2 separate regions of the Homo sapiens genome follow, and region 2 is linked to region 1. Evidence: chromatin loops called from intact Hi-C (ENCODE). Cell type or tissue: heart left ventricle. All regions are shown on one strand. Each heading gives the region's core, and the rest is flanking DNA. Links, peaks and the distances in the headings are about the cores only. Region 1 overlaps MRTFB (myocardin related transcription factor B). Region 2 overlaps MRTFB (myocardin related transcription factor B).

Evidence for each region. Hi-C counts contacts between places; a loop is a spot of excess contacts. Peaks named below come from ENCODE experiments on the same cell type or tissue, not always from the same donor. Only the 100,000 strongest peaks of a DNase experiment are listed, where the experiment ranks them.
Region 2: a loop joins it to region 1, with 4 times the contacts of the local background. A loop is called at or near these places in 2 of 110 quality-filtered maps.

Annotation. Positions count from the first base shown.
Region 1 is chr16:14,197,638-14,208,316 of GRCh38, forward strand. The region is part of intron 3 of MRTFB (myocardin related transcription factor B); the gene reads left to right. It also overlaps the pseudogene TVP23CP2 and the pseudogene LOC124903783. Among named protein-coding and RNA genes, the nearest start is that of TRT-CGT2-1, 83 kb to the right of the region's middle. In heart left ventricle, for the core only: a CTCF peak has its summit at 5,166; no DNase peak of the experiment used is centred there; H3K4me3 peaks cover 1,082 bases; H3K27ac peaks cover 1,271 bases.
Region 2 is chr16:14,259,633-14,270,311 of GRCh38, forward strand. It overlaps MRTFB (myocardin related transcription factor B), which reads left to right. Exons shown (of 17, transcript NM_001308142.2): 17 at 1,277-7,141. The coding sequence ends at 1,812. Among named protein-coding and RNA genes, the nearest start is that of TRT-CGT2-1, 21 kb to the right of the region's middle. In heart left ventricle, for the core only: no CTCF peak of the experiment used is centred there; no DNase peak of the experiment used is centred there.

The sequences.
Region 1 (10,679 bases), core at 790-8,789:
ATGTTTATTAAAACTTATATATATGGTAAGCATTGTGGAAGGTGCTAGAAATATAAGGATGAGGTCTAGTAGGGCAAATAGAGGCAAAATATAGATATCTAGCGTGCAGTGTGATGGGGAATATATAATGTAGTTGTTATTGTAGTTACCAAATTGTTAAAAGATCAAATCATTATTAATGGTTAATGGAATTATGGTGGTGAGAGGGGCCAGCCAGGGGTGGGTAGGAAATAAGAAATGTGATTATTGAGAAATTAGTTTCATAATGTCTGTTCTGCTAACTGTTCCTTTTTTTTAATTACTGAAGTGAAATTCACATAACATAAAATTAACGATTAAGCAGTTGCTGTCATGCTCCCTTCCCCGCAATCCCTGGCAACCACCAATCTGCACTCTGTCTCTGAATTTACCAGTTCTGGATATTTCATGTAAATGGGGACTCATACAATATGTGAGCTTTTATATCTGACTTCTTTTCCTTGTAATGTTTTTCAGTTTCATCCACATTGTAGTATGAGTATTTAATTTATTTTTATGACTGAATAATATTCCATTGTATGGATATGCCACAATTTGTTTATCCATTCATCTGTTGATGACATTTGGGCAGTTTCTGCCTCTTGGCTATTGTGAATAGAGTTGCTATGGACATGTGTGTACATGTATTTGTTTGAGTACTTGTTTCCAATTCTTATTTCACCTAGGAGTAGAATTGCTGGGCTGCAATTGTTATAAACTAAAATTATATTCAGTTTAGAAAAGAACTTCTTTAGGAAAGACTTTAGAAAGAACTGCTAAATGTTCTAATTTTGTATCTTATGGTCTTTTCCTCTGATAAAAATGATACCATTTAGAGCCAGTGAATAACTTGCCATGCAGTTTCCTGATTTCTCTCCCCCTGGCTGTTGCCTTTACTAGTTGGAGCATTTCGGTAATGCATAACCATGTTTCTCTTCTTGACTTTCTCTTCACAGTCTACAGTGATTATTCCAAACCTCCTTCACTGGCCTCAAAATTAACTTTCCCTTTACCCATCTCACTTGGAACAGATGACCTTTCTTTCAACTTCTCCAAAAAGTTAAAAGCCATTATCTGGGAACTCCCTAGATGTCCCAGACCAAAGCTGTAAAGCTTCTTGCAGCAGTCGCCAATCCTCATTGCCCTCCTATTATGATAGAGGAAGTGTCTCTTAATAAAGGATGTCTTTGTACATCTGTCCCCTTCCTACTGCCTTCAAGGTACCTGCTATCTCTTATGCTCTTGTTCATTCTCTCATTTGTATTCATTCTTATTTCTTTCTTCTCCCCTTCCCTCTCTTTTGCTCTTCATCAATTATAAACTTGCTCAATTATTTTCCAACTTCAAGTTTCACACCCTCAAGTTTTCACTTTCTCCCTTGCTCTTCCTGGGCAGCATCTTGAAAGCATGCTTACACTCTTGCCTCTCGTTCACACCTGACCTCCTCCAACCTGACTTACATCCATCACTTTACAAAAGTAGCTCCTCCAGGGATTAAAACAGCAGCATTTGACACACTTGATCATGCCTCCTTTAAAAACTCTTACACACACCCTCCTGGTTCCCTCCGCCTTTTTAGGCAGCTTCCTCTGCCTTCCTTTGTTGGATCTTCCTTCCCTATCTGACCTGTAACAGGGCTTCTATTTGTTGGCTTTCTTAAGAGCTCAGTCCCGGGCTTTCTTTTCCTCTCTATTTATATTCTCTACCTCAGCAAACTCCTGTGGCTTCAAATACTACATAAGTGACAACTTCCAAATTCCACTCTCTGCCAAGACCTTCTGAAATCGGGACCCATGTAGCCAACTGCCATTTTAACATCTCCACTTCCTATTCAAACATGCCCAAGACTGCGCTTCCTAATAGCCAGCATGCATTCCTTATCTCAGTAAATGGTCTACCCAGGTGCTTAAGCCTGAAACCCAGGATCATCTTTGTGACCTCTTCCTCCTTCAAACACACTGTCCACTCCCTTGCCATACACTGTTGATTTGATTCTAAATGTATCTCAAATCTATTCATTACATCTCTCAGCCATGATGGAGTTGAAGAAAAAATAAGTCCTGTGCTCAAAGTTTCTATCCTGGAACATCAGAAAATTCTATGAAATTTGGAAATAAATGTTTGGTTTCAAGAGAAAGCTTACCCTGAGCTTTTGAAAACCACGGTAAATATTTCCCCATTGAGTCAGAAACCCAGCCCCATTGTCCTCACTAATTCTTTTTATATCTTACAGTTCTTCACTGCTTATTAGTTATTTATATTATTTGACATGATATCACTAGTACCCTTAGGTGAGAGGAGGTAATCTTTGTTTCTGAATTTAAATTTACCTTAAAACTTAATGTTATACATTGTGGGGAAGGGGAAAAATAAAAAGGTACTATCTTACCTTGTAAGCTGGACTACAGATTGGCACAACCATTTGGAAGGCAAAGTGACCTTATCAAAGTTTTAAGGGCGTGTTCCATTATTAGAAATTTAATTTATAGGTATATCATCAAAGGATGCCCCCAAAATGAATGAGGATATTCATTATAGCATTATTTGTAATAGCAAAAAACCTGGTAGCTTAAGTATATGAATAATACATCCATATGTTAGATACAGCCTTTAAGAAAGAGCTAGATTCTGAGTTCCGACCCGGACCCGTACGCTGCTGCGCTGACGTGGCTCCCGGAAGTAAGGCTGGCGTAGGGCCGCCATGTTGCAGCAGGATAGTAATGATGACACTAAAGATGTTTCACTGTTTGATGCGGAAGAGGAGACGACTAATAGACCAAGAAAAGTCAAAATCAGACATCCAGTAGCATCGTTTTTCCACTTATTCTTTCGAGTCAGTGCAATCATCGTCTGTCTTCTCTGTGAATTGCTCAGCAGCAGCTTTATTACCTGTATGGTAACAATTATCTTGTTGTCATGTGACTTTTGGGCAGTGAAGAATATCACAGGTAGACTAATGGTTGGCCTACGTTGGTGGAATCACGTTGATGAAGATGGAAAGAGCCACTGGGTGTTTGAATCTAGAAAGGAGTCCTCTCAAGAGAATGAAACTGTGTCAGAGGCTGAATCAGGAATCTTTTGGTTGGGACTTGTTGCCTGTCCAGTGCTGTGGGTGATACTTGCCTTCAGTGCACGCTTCTCCTTCAGAGTAAAAAGTGGTTGGCGGTGGTTATCGTGGGTGTGGTGCTACAAGGTGCCAACCTGTATGGTTACCTCAGGTGTAAGGTGGGCAGCAGAAAGAATTTAACCAGCATGGCTACTTTATATTTTGGAAAGCAGTTTTTAAGACAAAACACTGGAGATGATCAGACTTCCTGAAGAGAGAAAGCTTATGTGCTTTGTTACATTGGGGAACAACTGAAGAGATAAGTCTTGACTTTGAACCTTTTAGAGCTTAGTCCATGTTGCAACGAGGAGTGTTGGCTTTGTTTTTCCACTTAAAAACTTTATTTATAAAAAGGAAAAATAGTTTTCGTATTAAGTTTTTATTTCCAGCAGTTGGGGCGAGAAAGTATATGTTGGCACTAGAAACATTGTCAAGATTTATTCTGTGGTGTAGGTATGCACATTCCATAGGTATGCACACGGCCATGTAATATCAGTATATCCCAAGTTAACGAAAGTGTTCATTTACATAGGCAATGGAGACCTTTGCATTGTGATCCATAGAACATAGGAGGATGTTCTTAGTGTGTCTCAAAGCTCTATATGTTTACATATTATTTCTGTAGATTGTTTTCAGGAGAAAGTTTTGCTTCCATGGTAAGAGTGAGCACTTTGGCTTCTGTGTAAGTTAGAAATAATTGTTAGTTTTTAATATGTACTTCCTGGGGAAATTTCTTAGATGTTTGCAAGCAAGTGAAAACAGTTAGGGCCAGTGGTACTAACTACTTTATAAAATTTTATTTTTATTTGTAAGAAGTCATCTACTTAAGGCCCAGTTAATATAAGTGGAATCATCGTAGTTTAAGGAATACCCAGAGATTGCTGCTGTTCTATTTATTTTACAGAAAGGATAGCTAGATTGAAAGCTCTTCAGTGGACCTTGAGCTAATAGAGCTTTTACCACTAAAAGAGCATTATTCTCATGTCATAATGAGAATAATCATTTACATACTTGGCATAATAAATGCCTAAAAGACATTTTATTTTCTGAATCTATCGTTTTCTTGCTATAATGGGGATATTGTAAATTATGCATTTGTATTAATGGTATTTCTTAAAGCAATCTATGTAACTGTAAACTAAACCAATCTACAAACTATTGTAGGCATCTGTAAATTCTGTCGTAGGTATTATAAACCTTGTTGAAGTCTTAATCAGCAGATTATGTTGTGAATGTATTTGTACATTGTTAAAATAGTTTTTAAGATTATTTGTTTAATTGAATAAGTGTCTTATTAGAGTGATAGCTTTGAAGGTGCAAAACTTTATATTTGTATAAAATTCTACTGTTTACAAGGCAAAAAAAAAAAAAAGAGCTAGATTCCTTGATATTCTTTAAGCAAATTACCAAACTATATAAATACTATTATCTGACACATATACTTCCTTTGCATATGTTATATATAACATTGGTGGACAATTCACAAGACATCTTCTCCGAGCCATAGAAATCTAACAGTGGTTACCTCTGGGGAGAATGACTGAAGGTCTGAAGTAGAATGGATTAACTTTCACTTTTCTTTTTAAAATCTCTTTTTATGTGCATGTATACTTTATTTTAACAAATAAAAGAAAAATGTATTATAAAACAGGGATTCTTAAATCAAGATACTAACAGTACACATAGTGTTCTGTTTGAGTCCCGGGCTCAGAAGGAGACCCTTCGTGATTTGACTTTCTCCCCTTTGACTGCAAAATAAACTATTCACAGCAGAGAACTATAAATTTGTGAATCTTTGTGGAACTAAAATTTTTAAAGCCTTATGGTTTTATATTTGGAGAAAAAAAGTGTTATTTTCACCAAGTGTCTAATGTAATAGTAGTGGTAATAATTAGTAATAGCCACCACCATTTTAAACATTTATTTTTAAGAGAAAGGAAAAGTAGTTCATCAGTCTTTTGCCCTTTCAGTACAATTGTTTTCAAGTCCTTACCTGATTAAACAAGTGCAATTCTACATTTGGCCACCACACTGCTATCTGATCAAACACTGAAACAAGTATTGAATGGAATCCAATTAATCCCTCCTGTATCCAAGCTCAAAAGATAATATGAGGAAGCTGGCTTTTCTAAACTGTCTTGTTTTTACAGGATCAGGCCTTCACTTAATACTATTTAAACAATGCATAATAAATGTTTGCCAAAGTCCAACCACTTCATTCTCTTAACTACCCTGACATCTGTTTGAAAAATAAACAACTGAAACTAGGATCTGTTTATTACCTAGTACTGACTTCAGAGTCAATACATAGTCAATTCTAGAGTATTCTTTAGTTTTCCATCTTCAGAGATGGTTCATCTAATCCTCACTTGACTGCTCAGGCTTTTTTTTTTCACTCCTCATGATCCTAAAGTTTATTCTGTCCATTGTCCTGTAATTAAGTAATATACATTGGAGCTTCTCTCTAACTCACAGATAGCTGTTCATCACCTCTCCCCTCTCCCCTTTCCCACCCTCCTTCATACCCATAACTGAAATCCAGCTGTTCGTAAAGAATTTCCAAGACCATGGCTGCCTGCCATTATGCTCCCCAGAAAGTGTCATTTTTGCATTGTTTTGGTAACATACAGTCCTCTATGTCCCACTGAAAACTCAGGGCCAGAGCCATGCTTTGCCTCGGCTTGCTCAACTCAAACTAAACTGCTCTTTGTTATTAATATGCTGCATACAATGTGTTGTTTCCTTTAGGGGGAAAAGGCACTTTAATTACATCATATTAAGACAACATTTCACACTTTGGGAGGCCAACGCGGATGGAACACTTGAGGCCAGGAGTTGGAGACCAGCCTGGTCAACATAGGAAAACCCCGTCTCTATTAAAAATACAACAGATTAGCCGGGCATGGTGGTACACAACTTGTAATCCCAGCTACTCAGGAAGCTGAGGCACAAGAATCACTTGAACCCAGGAGACAGAGGTTGCAGGGAGCTGAGATCAGACCACTGCACTCCAGCCTGGGCGACAGAGGAAGACTCTGTCTCGAAAAAAAAAAAAAAAAAAAAAAAAATTTCAACATTCTACTTACGGAAACAAAAGAGGAAAGACATATCTTGGTTCAAAAAGCATGTGAAATTTTTGAATTAGGGTTATAAGTATCACATGAAAGAAGTTATTGTATTTTAAAGGTTTTGTTTTGTGTGTTTATTTGTTTGTTTGAGACAGAGTTCTTGCTCTATTGCCCAGGCTTGAGTGCCGTGGTACAATCATAGCTCACTGTATAGCCTCGAACTCCTGGGCTCAAGTGATCCTCCTACCTCAGAGCCTCCCAAGTAGCTGGGACTACAGGTGTGTGCTACCATGCCAGCTAATTTTTTTTATTTTTTATTTTTCTTTGGTAGAGACAGGGTCTCACTATGTTGCCCAGGCTGTTCTCAAACTCCTGGTCTCAAGCCATCCTCCCTCTTCAGCCTCCCCAAACACTGGGATTACAGGCATGAAGCACCGAGTTTGGCCTTACAGTTTTTTTATATTGGAAACGAATCTTAAAATTTTGTTCTAAAAGCACTCTAAACCATTTAAGAAGCAGGGGAAAGGAACTAAAAGAAGATACTTTTTTTTATGGAAAACCCGCTAGACAAATTCTAAAAGAGCTGTAACACTTAAGATACTTTATATCTAAACTACCATATTGCTGGGAATGACATTTTCAGTTTATCATTGGATAAGCTACCTTTCATTTTTTTGGAATTGGGATTAAAATCAAATTTTTACTTTTCTTGCATAAAAGTAGAGCAAATTCAAAACACCTCTATTGACATAATATTGTTTTTATCTGTTGTGATAAGGAATAAGGATTAAGTAAAAATTTCAAAATTATACACCCTTTTCTCCTTATTGAAATGTAATAGAAAACTGTAAATGTTAGCCCTAAGAGATGAAAGATCATAATTCAATAAATTTTTTTCTTTAAATGAAATAGCCATCTGTATCCATGTTCACATATGTCTGCTACAATTGCAAAAGACAATGGTTAATACGTGAGGAAATTAGTCTCATTACTTTATGATCATGCTTTATATATATTACATTGGAATAGTCTTCCTTTTAAGAATTCAAATTAAGGGAATAACTGAAATGAAGAATTAACTTTATACACAAAAATTGCACCACAGCATTATTTATAGTTAAAAAATTGGAAACAACCTAAGTGATAAACAGGGACTATTTAGTAAACTATGCCATATCCACCTAACAGAGTATTTTATGTAGCCACTAAAATAATAAGAATATTTATCATTGTAGTTACAGAGTGATCGGAGTATGTAGAAGCAGAGAATCAAAATCTATGCTTAAAGACAGAGGAAATACATGGTAACTCTAGTTGTGTCTCTCTGGATGATGATATTATCGGTGATTTTCTTTTTTAGTTTTTTTATCCTACTGTTTTCTATTTCCATATTTTGTGTAATGAACATATTTGGCTCCTATCATGTGTGAAAAGATTTTTTTTAATAAAAATGCCTGGGACCCAGGCTAGTTAGGAAAGATGGGATACATACAGTAAGTAAATGGATTTATAACCTCATCTCCCTCCATCCGTGAGGGTGCTTTGCCTGCCTCTTGTGAGTTTTGTCATCTGGAAATATACAGCTCTTGTAGAATTGTCAACTTGGGGTAAATGTTTTGCACAGAGAATACAATGCTACCTGTATGAGATATGCTTTTTTATATCTGTCCCCCTTTTTTGATAAAATGAAACAGGTTTACACCTTGTTTTAAACCATGATTCTAAATTTCAGGACTTCTTAGGACCATGTGTTGGATTGTTTAGCCTTTACCTTTTTCAAAAATAATATTCTTTGAAAATGTTCAAATGTGAGCAATTGTAACATGAAGTCTGTTTATCTTTATTACTTATGTCCTTTGTTTCTGAAAGGATGTACACACTCAGTGTTTTGAACTGTTTAGTCCCCTGAGGATTCTATAGTTTGTACGTGTATCCTTTTCTTGCATGATGGCCATGGAAGATACTGTTACTCAACTTACTAAGAAGACGGAGGCTATGATGTCAACCCAATAGTATGGTTCATCTACTCAGCAAGGCACCGGGAGAGAATGCTCTTGGTTTCAGTTTTGACACATGAGGCCATTGCCAGACTGCCTCTGCTGCAGGAAAACAGTACCAGGCCAGTGTCTAGTCTTTGGTTGCAGCTACAGATATGAAATCTTGTCAACACAAGCACAATTTGTCAGGCAGTTGTGCAAGGCTGAGTGACATTCAGTGGTCTAAGCCTTTTTTCCCCTCCATGCAGATATAAACATGGAGGGTAAGCATGGAGGCTGAAAAGGGAGGAAGGAGGTCTCCAGGCTTAATCCATGAAGGTCCCAGGAAAACTTGATAAAGCATTCCTGATCCCACAACCGTGAATGCCTCTCTGATCATTAGAAGAGTCTGGTCCTCTGTTTTCAGGGTCCCTTACCCCTTCCTCAGTCGTGGATAAGCACCAGTACATTCTGCCTGACTTCTGTGTCTCATGACAATTAAGCTGTCTATCATTCAAGCCATGTTCTTCCTGGATGGTCTCTGTCTAAGGTGCAGATATCTGCTGTGACTTATACATTAATTTTGTTAGTAATTTGATGAACAGAAGTTCTGAAAGGAAGTTTGATATCTGCCAAAATTATAAGTCTATACCTATATGATCTGTACTTTTTATAAGTAGTAGTTGCTCTCAGAATAGCCTGTGTCAATTGTGAATGACTGGTTTTAGTTGACATCAACAAGTAATACTGTAATTGTGTGTTTTTGTTTTGAGACAGAGTCTCGCTCTGTTGCCCAGGCTTGAGTGCAATGGCACGATCTCGGCTCACTGGGTTCAAACGATTCTTCTGCCTCAGCCTGCTGAGTAGCTGGGATTACAGGCACCTGCCACCTCGCCTGGCTAGTTTTTATATTTTCAGTGGAGACGGGTTTCACCATGTTGGCCAGGCTAGTCTCAAACTCCTGAGCTCCAATGATCTGCCAGTCTCGTCCCGGCCTCCCAAAGTATAATTGTGTTTTAATACTACCCAAAGTAGCAATGTACCTGATCTCTTGCTAGAACATAGTGCCTCATATTCAATATAATATGTGCAGTAGTGTCCACCTATGGGTGCAGATAAAAGCTAAAAAAAAAAAAAACTGGGTAATCAACATACTTAACAAAATGGCTAGTTACTTGCAATTCTGCCTCCCCTTCCATTCATGTTCTTCCTAACGTCGCTTAAAAAAGATCTTCCTTTCACTGCTACTGCTGCTGCTCTTTCCCATGGATTTGTACCCCATGCAGTACCCAGACACCTAACAGATATGCTCTAAATAAATGAATGTGCCTGGGGGAGGCCGATGGCCACAGCTGCTTTGAATAATACTTGTAGTGGGAGGTTCTTGCTTCTTGGGAAAGTTTTATAGGCAATGATGAGAGCGTTAATTGGGGAAATTATTCTCCTACCTTCAAGCAGTATAAGTAGGGTTGTTTGGTTGCTTGTTTGGCCACATAGAAAATGGGATAGAAAACACAAATGTTTGTGTGTGTTGTTTTATTTTAATAATTGGTGGTTGGTGTCTACGATATTGTGAATATAATTAGAAATGTATATGTGTTCTTTGTCTTGGGTTTCTGGCACAGAACTCCTAAAGTTCTCCTAAATGTCCTGAGTAATAGGAGCATCATTTGTTATACATTTGGTCTTAGTCCCCAGTTCTTGACAAAGAGCTTCTTTCTAAGATCCTTGGACTCTCTGGAGTGATGAGAGTGGTTTTTGTATGCTACTGAGATGACAGGTAGTTGAAGGTCTTTAGGTAGCTTCCAGATAGGGGCTGATCACCAGAAAGACCAAGGCATGGCCAGAGGAAAGGTGGTATACCTAGAGAGGGCATGGGAGCTCTGTGCCCCTTCTCCCATACCATGCCCTATGTGTCTCTTCCATTTGGCTATCCCTGAGTTGTATCCTTTAGAATAAACTACTAATAATAGGTAAAGTGCCTTCCTGAGTTCTGTGAGCTGTTCTAGCAAATTATCAAACCTGGGGAGGGGATTATGGGAACCTCCCAACTTTATAACTCATTGGTCAGAAGTCTGAGTGGCTTGGCCTAACAATTGGCATCTGAAGTGAGGGCAGTCTCTTGGGATGGAGCCCTTTAACTTGTAGGATCTGACACTAACTCCAGGTACCTAGTGTCAGAATTGAATCATTGGACACCCAGTTGGGCATCCAGAATTGGAGAATTGGTTGGTATGAGGGAAAAGCCCACACATCTGGTGTCAGAAGTGTTGGAAATAGAAACAGATCAGAATGACACGCATCCGTGTTGTATGTTACCCTCATGGTAGCAGGTACCTTTCTTTCCATGTTAGCATGAAAGTGTGATTTCTGGTGATAGATGATACAGCTGACAGGACTGCTGTCCTGGTAAATGAAGGCACCTGAAATGACCAATGTACAATCAAGAGATGCTTCCAGGACTAACCAGCTGTTGTCATCAGAGTGTTGGTTTGCAAATCAAGTTGTTGC
Region 2 (10,679 bases), core at 1,804-9,803, 63 kb after region 1:
CAGCCACCCAGGAGGCTGAGAGGCAGGAGCATCACCAGAACCCAGGAAGTGGAGGCTGCAATGAGCTGAGATCATGCCACCGCACTCCAGCCAGGCTTGGCAACAGTGCAAGACTCCGTCTCAAAAAAATAAAAATAATAAAAATAAAAAAGACTAGTTACTTAGATGACACTTAAAGCTTTCAAAACAGTTTTAGAGATGACTACTGATAATTAAAAGTAACAAACCATTCAAAAATAAATGCAGTACACACAGTTGACAATTCATTTATAGGAATCAAATTTTAAGTTCCTTCTCTCAGCCATTTGCACATAGCAATCATTGAGCTTTAAGAGGTATTGTTAATTTATTTTTCCTAGTGTATCTGCATATAAATGAAACCAATCATAGCCTCATAAAACTTAAGATACTTCATTCATTTATGTAGTTTAGTGAACGCCAGTATTTATAGAAGATGGTCTGTTAATTTGCTGCCTGATCTGGCAAGGAATAACACATAATGAAGACATTTACCAAATCATCAAAATTTTATATAAGCTCAGAAAACAAGACCAAAAAGTGAAAGAGATAACCAAGTGATCCACCTCACCTTAAAAGAAAAGGATCAAAGGAACCATATGTTAGCTTTAATTCAGAAATGAAATCAAATGTCATTGTATATTTTCAGAACTTTACACAGAATGCACATGGCTAAATTGGGTACCCAGTCCAACTGTAATGATAAAAAAAAAAAAAAGGAAAAAAGAATGTAATTACCTCTTTCATAACATTGAGGATGTACTTCATGTCTCAGCACAAACTCAGGATGTACATTTCAACATTTATATTAGGAGTATCATGTTGCTATAGATAGATTCATAGGATGATATGAGCCCTATCTTAAAACTTTAATGACAAAATAACGACTCAAAGATAAAATAATCTAAAACCATTGATACCTATCTAGTGAGATATAACTGCTTTTAATGCTTAGTCTTACTGAGAAGAATTTAAAGCATATCAGAATGTAATAAACTGGTCTTGGACAGTCTGCTGACTAAATTTACAACAAAAAGGAATGTAATAAACTTTTATGTTTATCTATTTGACTAAAATGATCCATCATCCTAAAGGTTGTCAAGGATTGTACCTGACCAATAGCATTCTCTTCCTACTTCTAAGACGGACGTGCATAGAAGGAATCGCATAATAGCAATGTAACTGTCCTAGTAATTAATAAAAATTTTTAAGTAGTAGTAAATCTTCAGTTACTAATTACTTCATTTATTTTACACAGAGATCTCCCTCCCCATAAAAGAAGAACCTTCTCCTATTTCCAAAATGAGACCAGTGACAGCCAGCATCACCACAATGCCAGTGAATACAGTGGTGTCCCGGCCACCACCCCAAGTCCAAATGGCACCACCTGTATCTTTAGAACCTATGGGCAGTTTATCTGCCAGCTTAGAGAACCAACTAGAAGCTTTCTTGGATGGAACTTTACCCTCAGCCAATGAAATTCCTCCACTACAAAGCAGCAGTGAAGACAGAGAGCCCTTCTCTCTGATCGAGGACCTCCAGAATGATCTGCTGAGTCACTCAGGTATGCTGGACCATTCACACTCACCCATGGAGACTTCCGAGACCCAGTTTGCTGCAGGTACTCCCTGTCTGTCTCTCGACCTGTCAGACTCAAACTTGGACAACATGGAGTGGTTGGACATTACCATGCCCAACTCCTCTTCAGGACTCACTCCTCTCAGCACCACCGCGCCGAGCATGTTCTCTGCTGACTTTCTAGACCCACAGGACCTACCGCTGCCATGGGACTAACGTCACAGATTTCTTTTCTGAGAGTTGATGAGGTTTAAGAACATGAAGATTCTAAAAGGTCAGTTTTTAGAGATAGATCTATAGTTGCATTGTTGCAATCAAAATATGTTGTCACAGAAAGAATAGGTGGAAGGTCATAGCCTGGAACCCAAGTTTGAAAACATTTCATTGTGTTCAGTAGTGAATTTCTACAGTTTAACATAGCACAGGGCCTTCTGAAAATCGCACTTGTCAAAGACGACTCATCTATTTCTCCAGACTTCAGTAAAGAATGAAAAGTACCTTTAGATAAAAACAAAGAAGAGTAATATATGCAGCACAGTGACGTTAGGATTCTGGTAATTAACTACATTTAAATCTCTGGTCACTTTAAGACCCTAAATAAAAGGCAGACAGCTCCACTCAAAAACTAAGGCTGATGTGAGGGAGGTGAGAGGTCACTGCACTTGGTACTTCCTAGAGACGGCCGGAGCCAGGCCCAAGACACAGCAGAGGTCAAAGGCAGTGGAGAGCCTTGGCCAGTTCAGTGACAGCTTCTGGCTGAAGACTTTTGGTTCTATTCAGAAACCTGTGTCGTTTTTTTGGTGTTGTAGTTTATTTTGTGATTTTTTGGAATCGTACTTTATATTTCCAAATTTAAATTTAAATGCAAGATCTTTCAACATAAACAGAAGATACCTACAAAATACTGTCAGAAGTCCAGGTATACTGATAACACTGAAAATTCTATTAGCAACCTTCTGGGTTGGTTAGATTGATTTTAATGTATATATTAGACATTTGTATGTATGCTCTGACATTGTGATTTGTACAGCCTACGCTGGGGTAAGGAAATGGGTATCCAAGGTCCTACTTTTTTAATAGCTCGAATATTTCTAGAGTACTTGAGCCACATGTATTTCTGTATTTAAAGAATTGCTGACTAACTTTCAGGTAACCAGACCCATCTCAAAGAACCAAGAAAAGGCTTTAGCATGAAATATCTTTCTGAGCTGGCGAGTTAGAAGAATGGAAGGTAAGGGGAAGGTCTGTCATCTACCCAGGACATTCCCATGATGAGTACAGGTCAGATTGTGCCACAAGGTGGGCCTCCACGTCCCTGCCCTGGCCCTCTTTCTTCTGTCACTAACCCTGGTTATCATTTTACAGGCTTGTAACTGGATATTCTACCAGAGCTCTCACTATATTGTCAAGCCTAAGATTGAAAAACTGGAGGCTTTATTAGTGTTTTTATATAGAAAACAGTTATTACATATGTGTTAAGTCATTTCTTAAGAATTTTCTAAAATGCCAACTATCACAGGATTATTTCAAGCTAGTCATTGAGGTATATGACAAAATGTAAATAACAAAAAACTGAAATCTACCAAAAGAGCATGGAGATTTTTCTTAAATAATAATATTGTGCTCTCCACCTCACCCTTGTGTAAACCCTCAGGTCAGGTTGGTTCCCCTGGGTCACAAAATGGTAAATGTTCCATACTGACATGCCGGAGGCAGCCTGACCCGTTATTTGGAAAGAATTTGTGAATTATTTCTGGGTTTGTGTTTTGCCTAAGAGCTGATCTTATTTCTGATTTGTGTGTGTGTGGTTTATAAATTTTACTACGTGTAACAAAAGTCTGCTTTTCCAGCATGAGCACACTGGAGCCCTCTGCTCACTGGCACTTCCTGACTCAAAGGCACTAACAGTGCTCATGTGCCTTCCAGACGGTTCAAGGCAGAGGCCACTGTGCTCAGTGTAGTCTGTGATGAATAGTTTAAGTGTTCAGAAATTGGTAAACCAACACACGGGATACAATAACTCTCTGTTAACCAGAACACCGTCATTTGACCAAGCCCTACAAGAGTTTACCACACTAGATGTTCTGTGAATCCTCGAGTCAGTTCCATTGAGAGGGGCCTGTCTCCAGGGCCAGGCTATTTACTTGGGAAAGTATTTTTCTTACAGTTCTTGGCCACAGTTTTTTTGCTGAGGGTTTCTGTCTGGGCCTATCAGGTCCATACTTAGACCCTGAGCATCTTCTTCATTCAGATTTGAATGGCTTATTAAATTAGCACCAAATATCAGTGGGACTGTAGAAGGTAACCGAACACTAGTACCATTGACTCTCGTTGAATAACTTTATATTTCCATAATCCTGAATTGTGTAGATAGTTTTCTAGCTCTCGGGTCCCTTTATTGCTTTTTAAAATAGGGTTTGAAACATGCCACAGGAAGGTTGCTCTCCAAAAATACACAGTGCAGTGCAAGAAAATGCTATCTCATTGGCCTACTCTCCTATGAATTGCTAAAGTGCCCACTTCACATATGTGTTTAAACCTTTATAAACCAGTATTTCACTTTTAAAAAGACAAGGCATCTCTACCCATTAACTCTGCAAGCCACTCCACTTGCACCATTCCGCTTGACCCTCCTCTCTCCTGGCTTGGGTCACCAGCCAGGCACCTGTGACACGAGTGCTGCTCTCCAGGATCTCCACTACATGTTCCAGGTTGGAGTGAGGACGCGCTATGTGCTCACACTCATGTGACATGACCAAAGATGATACTCTGTAAACAAGGCCCTTCTGACCGGACTCAGTGCGTGTGATGGTGAGTGCAATGAGGAAGGGTGGATATTGACTAAAGACTGGTTGTTGTTGTTGTTTAGGTTAGTGTCACAGCCATTACAGCACAAGTCAAAGTCGCCAGTTGAATTTTCATTATGCACGTGTGTGGTTTAAGCAGTGGTACTGTTGTATATCATATTGTAAAGTATCATACTGCCAAGAAAATAACTCCTAGAAAGGCATTATCTCACATCCCCATCTTACTTTCCTACATGTTCTCAAAACACAGTAGTACCAGCCTTACCTTTCTGCTGTATGTAGATAGTCAGATCATCCTACTGGGGGTGGGATGAATTTAAAAGTTATACCAAAATTTCTGTAAAGTCTTTGAAAGTCTAGGAGTAGGTGGTCATCTTGTACATTTCAGCAAAGCATCCACTAGGAAACCTCATAGGACAGTGTTAGTGGTTCACGTTCTAGTGTTTTTCCTGAAATGTGCAATCTACTGTATAGTATTGCCACATAATTGTACATAGATGTATTCTGAATTTGTGGAATTTCTTGCTTAGATACTATTGTGTTTGTTTCATATGAATATTTTTGTAATTCTAAAAGAGATCTTATTTAAATTTCCTTTTTAAAAGCCGCATGGTTCTGTGATCCATGTAACTGACACTTTTTGGCTTTCAGTGCTGTTTAGAAACAGTGGCAAAGGCAGGGTGGTGCTGCCTGCAAGCTGCTGCCTATGGAAGGCAAAGTCATAGTAATGAGATAGCACCTCTGAACTGTGCAGTCAGCATACCCTGAGTGATGGCTCAGGGGCGCACTACCTATTTTGTCACCAGAGCTGACTCAGGCTTCCTGGACCCTCAACCCCAGATCATTCCAGGCAGCATAGCTTTCTTCACAGTCCTTTCAGAATTCCCAGGCTGAAATCAGCCATAGCAGTTGACAAAACAGCTATCCCCACAAGTGATGAGATAGTCCCTTTACTGTCCTCAAATGGACTTGGCCTTAGAGACGTGGTAAAGCACTTTGGCAGGGTTTAAAATATTTGTGAGAAGCCCACATTTCAGTATACATCCTCACTGGCTTCCATGCACCCACCTGACGGTAGCCTCACAGAAGTCCTGGCTGTCACTCAGGTGGGGAGCTCATGGTGCCGCTGGGGACTTTTTAGAGAAATGTAAAGAGAATAGCTATTCAGTGTCTACTAGCAGAGCAACATGTGTCAATTTAACCAAATTCACAAATAACCCTCCATTTTTCAATATCTGCTACTGTAAACATGAATATTGAATACTGACAAGAGAATACCCATACAAATCGTCCCACCGCCCTAGAGGCCACAGAATTAGCCCAAAATTATCAAAGAACATTAACTGGAAGGTCAGGTTTTTCAAGGAACATAGCTTACAAATGCATCAGTGTGTATCTGGAGAGCATCCTAACTGCATTTCAACTCATCTTTTAAGTGATTTCAGTCAAAACTGGAAAACAACTAAGATGTAGTAATTTTTTTTTCCTGGTTCAAACCTTCAATAACTTGCTCATTCAGCAGTCTCTCTGAGCTACATTTTTATTTGTAAAGTGACTCTGTCTGCATGGCAATGAGCAGGTGCGTGTTTTTTCCACATTCGCCCTTTCTTGCAGTATCCAGGGAAACACATCATTACAAAGGGTTTCTACCTGAAATCTTTCATGGAAGGCCTACAATTCGAAAAGCTGCACATGTTTACAGAAGAGCTCTTACCCTCCATGCAAACACTTTGCTCTGTGGTGTCACAGCTTTGTGACAATAAGATGGCAATCTCGGATCTACAAGGTGCTGTCGGGAATCAAATAAAATATGTTATCAGAGATATCATCACATCTATAGTGTTTAACAGAGCTTTATGCCAACTACTAAGACAAAGCTTTAACAAAGTTTATAGAATACTGAAACTCGTAACAATTACCTCTCTACGTGATGCTGTAAGGAATCTTGCTAATTTGGTAGGAAGAGGAAGCATTTAGGAAAGGGTTTAGTATCTACCAAAAGTACTTGACCTCAAGTAACCAATAGTAATGCAAACTTGCTTTAAAGGAACCAAAGGCATTGCCAAGTATTTGCCAAAAGGAGGCACTTTTTATTTAAAATTTGAGACTAATGAGATCTCAAAAATCAGCCCCAAAAAGGTATTATCCATTTAAGGTTATAATTTTCACTAAGATGTAGATATTTCTCTTATTGTTTTCATGTAAAATAGTATAGAGTTGTTTTGTTGGTTTAAGAGTAACATTCAGTAGTAATACAAAGTTTTTTTTCTATGTAGAAATTAGTTTTCTTTTCTTGCTTGCAATAGAAATGCAATGTGATAGGTGTTTCTCTTCTTATTTTCATTGTCACATTATGTCTTAGCATCTCACTTTATGAAAAAAAGGAGAAAGATACCAATCTACAGAGCCCTGCTTGTTGAAGCACTAGTTTAATCAACAAAAAATTATGGCAATCGGGGGTCCATTCATCTATTGCCTTTATGTTGTTTTTTAAAAGAAAAACCATGATGCCTTTGTATTTGCTGTTTGCACCCCTGAAATCAATTCCATATCATGTTTGAATGCCATACATTTTGCACATGTACTGTACATAAGTAATGCATACTGTATTTTTATATGTGTGCACATTTATCATCAGATCTTTTGTACATAGTGGCAGTATTGTAGCTGATCGGGAAATGTTTGATATCTCAGCAATTTTGCATTTTTGTGTCTCAAATAAAAGACATTTTGATGTACTATGATTCTTGCTGTGCAGAGGAAAGACCACTCCCTATGGGTTGGTGGAGCCATTGTAGACTGTGGAACGGGAGTGGATTTATTAGGAGGAGACACTATACCTTTAGCATACAACTCACAACAGAAAGCCAGCAGGCCAAGCCTGTGAACTTGTCACCCTCCCCTGGATCCAAGACCATGAGATACAAAATAGAAACTCACAGGTACGAGCTGAACTTGAATATGTCAAGATTTACACAAAGTGAGTTTCTTTCTTCCACAATGAAAGTTAGAAATATGTAGTTCTCCCTAGGGGGTTGATTTTCACACTCGGCGCGCACACACGCACAATGAAAACTGACTCAATAACATCAATGCACCACCACCACAATTCCTGAAAGACCCACATAATCCTTCAATCTAGCCAAGTTTCAAAAGCAACTATTTATATGAGGTATTTTTATAGACTGTACAAAATGGTCTTTAGAATTCAGTATGCTTTTAGTAAGATGGCATTTCATTTCAACTCAGAAGCCAACATTTAAAACAGAGTTTGGTTAAAATTTTTTTTCTCTTTGCTTTGAAGAAACAAAATAGTAATGAGTAAACTCTAATAACTATACCATATATCAATATTTGATTAAGAAAAAAGGCCCGAGTATCAACCACAGAAAAGGGGAAAAGAAAGATATTGATTACCAAAACACAGCAAAATGTTCATTACACTTAGGGAACCAGAGTGCAGCCTCAACAGACCAGTGAGATGATGCGCAAAGGGTTAAACCATTCATAAAGTATCATATGTTCCAGGCAGAGATCCTGCCCTTGGGGAGAAAATAGACCTCCCTGCTGGTCTGAGAGAAAACTTTGCCAAAGGAAGCATTGCACGTGCCCTGGGAGCCCAAGAGGAGTGAGCAAGGGATGTCACAGGAAACTCTGGGGAAGCTGTCATGGCAGACAGCCCCTTGGGCAAGGTCAGAATTAATTGGAGAAATTGTTTTTTCCTGCAACAGATTTTTTTTTATTTATTAGTTTTGTTGTTTTTTGAGACAGAGTCTCACTCAGTCACCGAGGCTGGAGTGTGGTGGCACAATCTCGGCTCACTGCAACCCTCTGCTGCCTGGGTTCAAGTGATTCTCCTGCCTCAGCCTCAGCCTCCCAAGTAGCTGGGACTACAGGCACGTGCCACCATGCCTGGCCAATTTTTATATTTTTTTAGTAGCTTTGGGGTTTCACCATGTTAGCCAGGCTGGTCTCGAACTCCTGACCTCAGGTGATCCACCCACCTCAGCCTCTCAAAGCACAGGGATCACAGGTGTGAGCCACTGCACCTGGCCAAGTATTACTTCTAATTTAACTTTCAGAAAGAAGTCTCATATTGATGTCCTGTCTTTTCTGTTAATATGCATGACAGGCTAATTAAATTAAACCTATGTTGTGTGATGAGATGAGAAACAAGGGTCCTCATCAACATTTTCTGTGCCCTTTCGTTGGATGCGATTGCGTCACAGATCATTCCACGGGGAAATCCGTGAATGATGGCCCTGTGGGTGCTCACTCTGCAGCGTCCTCCTGCTTGCCATTGGACGTACAACAGACTTGTCAGAAGCATCCAAACCCCAAATTATTTCAATGCTAATACTGTCCAAGCCAAAGCTGAAGTTTGATTAATGGTGAAAAAGGGCTTTTAGTCAGGTTAATTGTTAAGAATTAAAGTGTTTCCCATCCAAGATTCAAATAAAGACCTTTGAGGCCGGGTGCAGTGGCTCACACCTGTAATCCCAGCACTTTGGGAGGCCAAGGCGGGTGGGTCACCTGAGGTCAGTAGTTCAAGACTAGACTGAACAACATGGTGAAACTCCATCTCTACTAAACACACACACAAAAAAACTAGCCAGGCATGGTGGTGCATGCCTGTAGTCCCAGCTACTTGGTAGGCTGAGGCAGGAAAATCCCTTGAACCTAGGAGGTGGAGGTTGCAGTGAGCCGAGATCACGCCATTGCAATCCAGCCTGGGCAACAAGAGTGAAACTCCATCTCAAAAAAAAAAAAAAAAAGGAAGGCAAATGACTTGCCTGAAATCACAAAGGAAACAGCACAGATTTGAGACCAAGCTTCTGAAACCCCAGAACCCAAACCATCTGTCTTAGTCTGTTCAGGGAGCTATAATAAAATACCTCAGACTGGACAATTTACAAACAGCTGAAACATAGTGGTCACAGTTCTAGAGACTGGAAGATCCAACATCAAGGTTCCAGCAGATTCAGTGTCTGGTGAGGTCCAGGTCTCTGCTTGGAAGATGGTGCCTTTTTGCTGCATCCTCACAAAGAGGAAGGGACAGAAAGGCCAAAACACACACACACAACACACACAAACAGGCTGCCTTTTATAAGGGCACTAAATCCCATTCATGAGAGCAGAGCCCTCATCACTTAATCACCTCCTAAAGGTCCAAACTTCTAATACATTGCATGGGGATTAAGATTCAACATGAATTTTAGAGACACAAACATTCAAACCATAGCACCATTCCTGTAGACTCTATATACAACTCTCTGCCTTTGTCCAGATACTTTGTGAATACAATTGAGTACAGCTTAATTCATGTCTATCATGAGGTTCCACTAACTGTCTTGATTAGACCTCCTCAGTCTCTCACATTTTCTAAAGTACCTGCTCACAAATGTTTAATGGCATCCAATGTATGGCTTTTTACTAGATTAAAGCCAGCCAGAACATGGAGTCCAAGACTGGAGCGTTTTAAGTGAACTCTACTGACTGGGCCATGCAAAATGACTTGTTATTAAACACTATCTTGCTGGGGCTTCTGTAACCATTTGAACACATACCAAAGCTCAAGAGCAGTAAGATTTTTAAATACCTAGCAAGGTTGAAGACACACAAACTCTGTGATCCAGCAAATCAATTTTTTGTACACATCCTTGAGAAACACAGACGTACACAGGAAATCACGTGTAAGAATGAACACTAAAGCATTTACAAAGCAAAAATTGCAAGCAACTCCTATGCCTTTCAATTAGAGAACCATTAAACACTGCAATTTACAGGAATGAACTAAATCTAATGTGCCAATGTAAAAGAATCTTGAAACAAAATGCTGAGGGGGAAAAAAGTGCAGAATAAAGCCTGCATAATTCAAGTAACATTTTAAAACAAGGCTGTGTGTTTTATAAAGTATAAAAACATGGGTGGTAAGGACTCAGGTCAGTTTCAAGATTCAGAATATTTCTGGAAAGAAAAAACTAGATTGGGGAACATCTGAAAGGAGGCTTTAACTTTCTAATATTTAATAATTCTATAGCCAATATAGCAAAATACTAATTGTTAACTAGTTGATTTTAACTATCCCTATTTTTTGTGAGTTGGAAATATTTTATGGTAAAAAAGATTAGTAAGAACGATATTTCTGATGTATATAGAAACTAAAGTCCTAAATAAAATACTGGCAAATGAAATCCAGTAATATGCAAAAACTGTTATATAGCATGACCAAGTGGGGTTTATTCCTGGAATGCAAAGTTGGTTTAACCTCTGAAA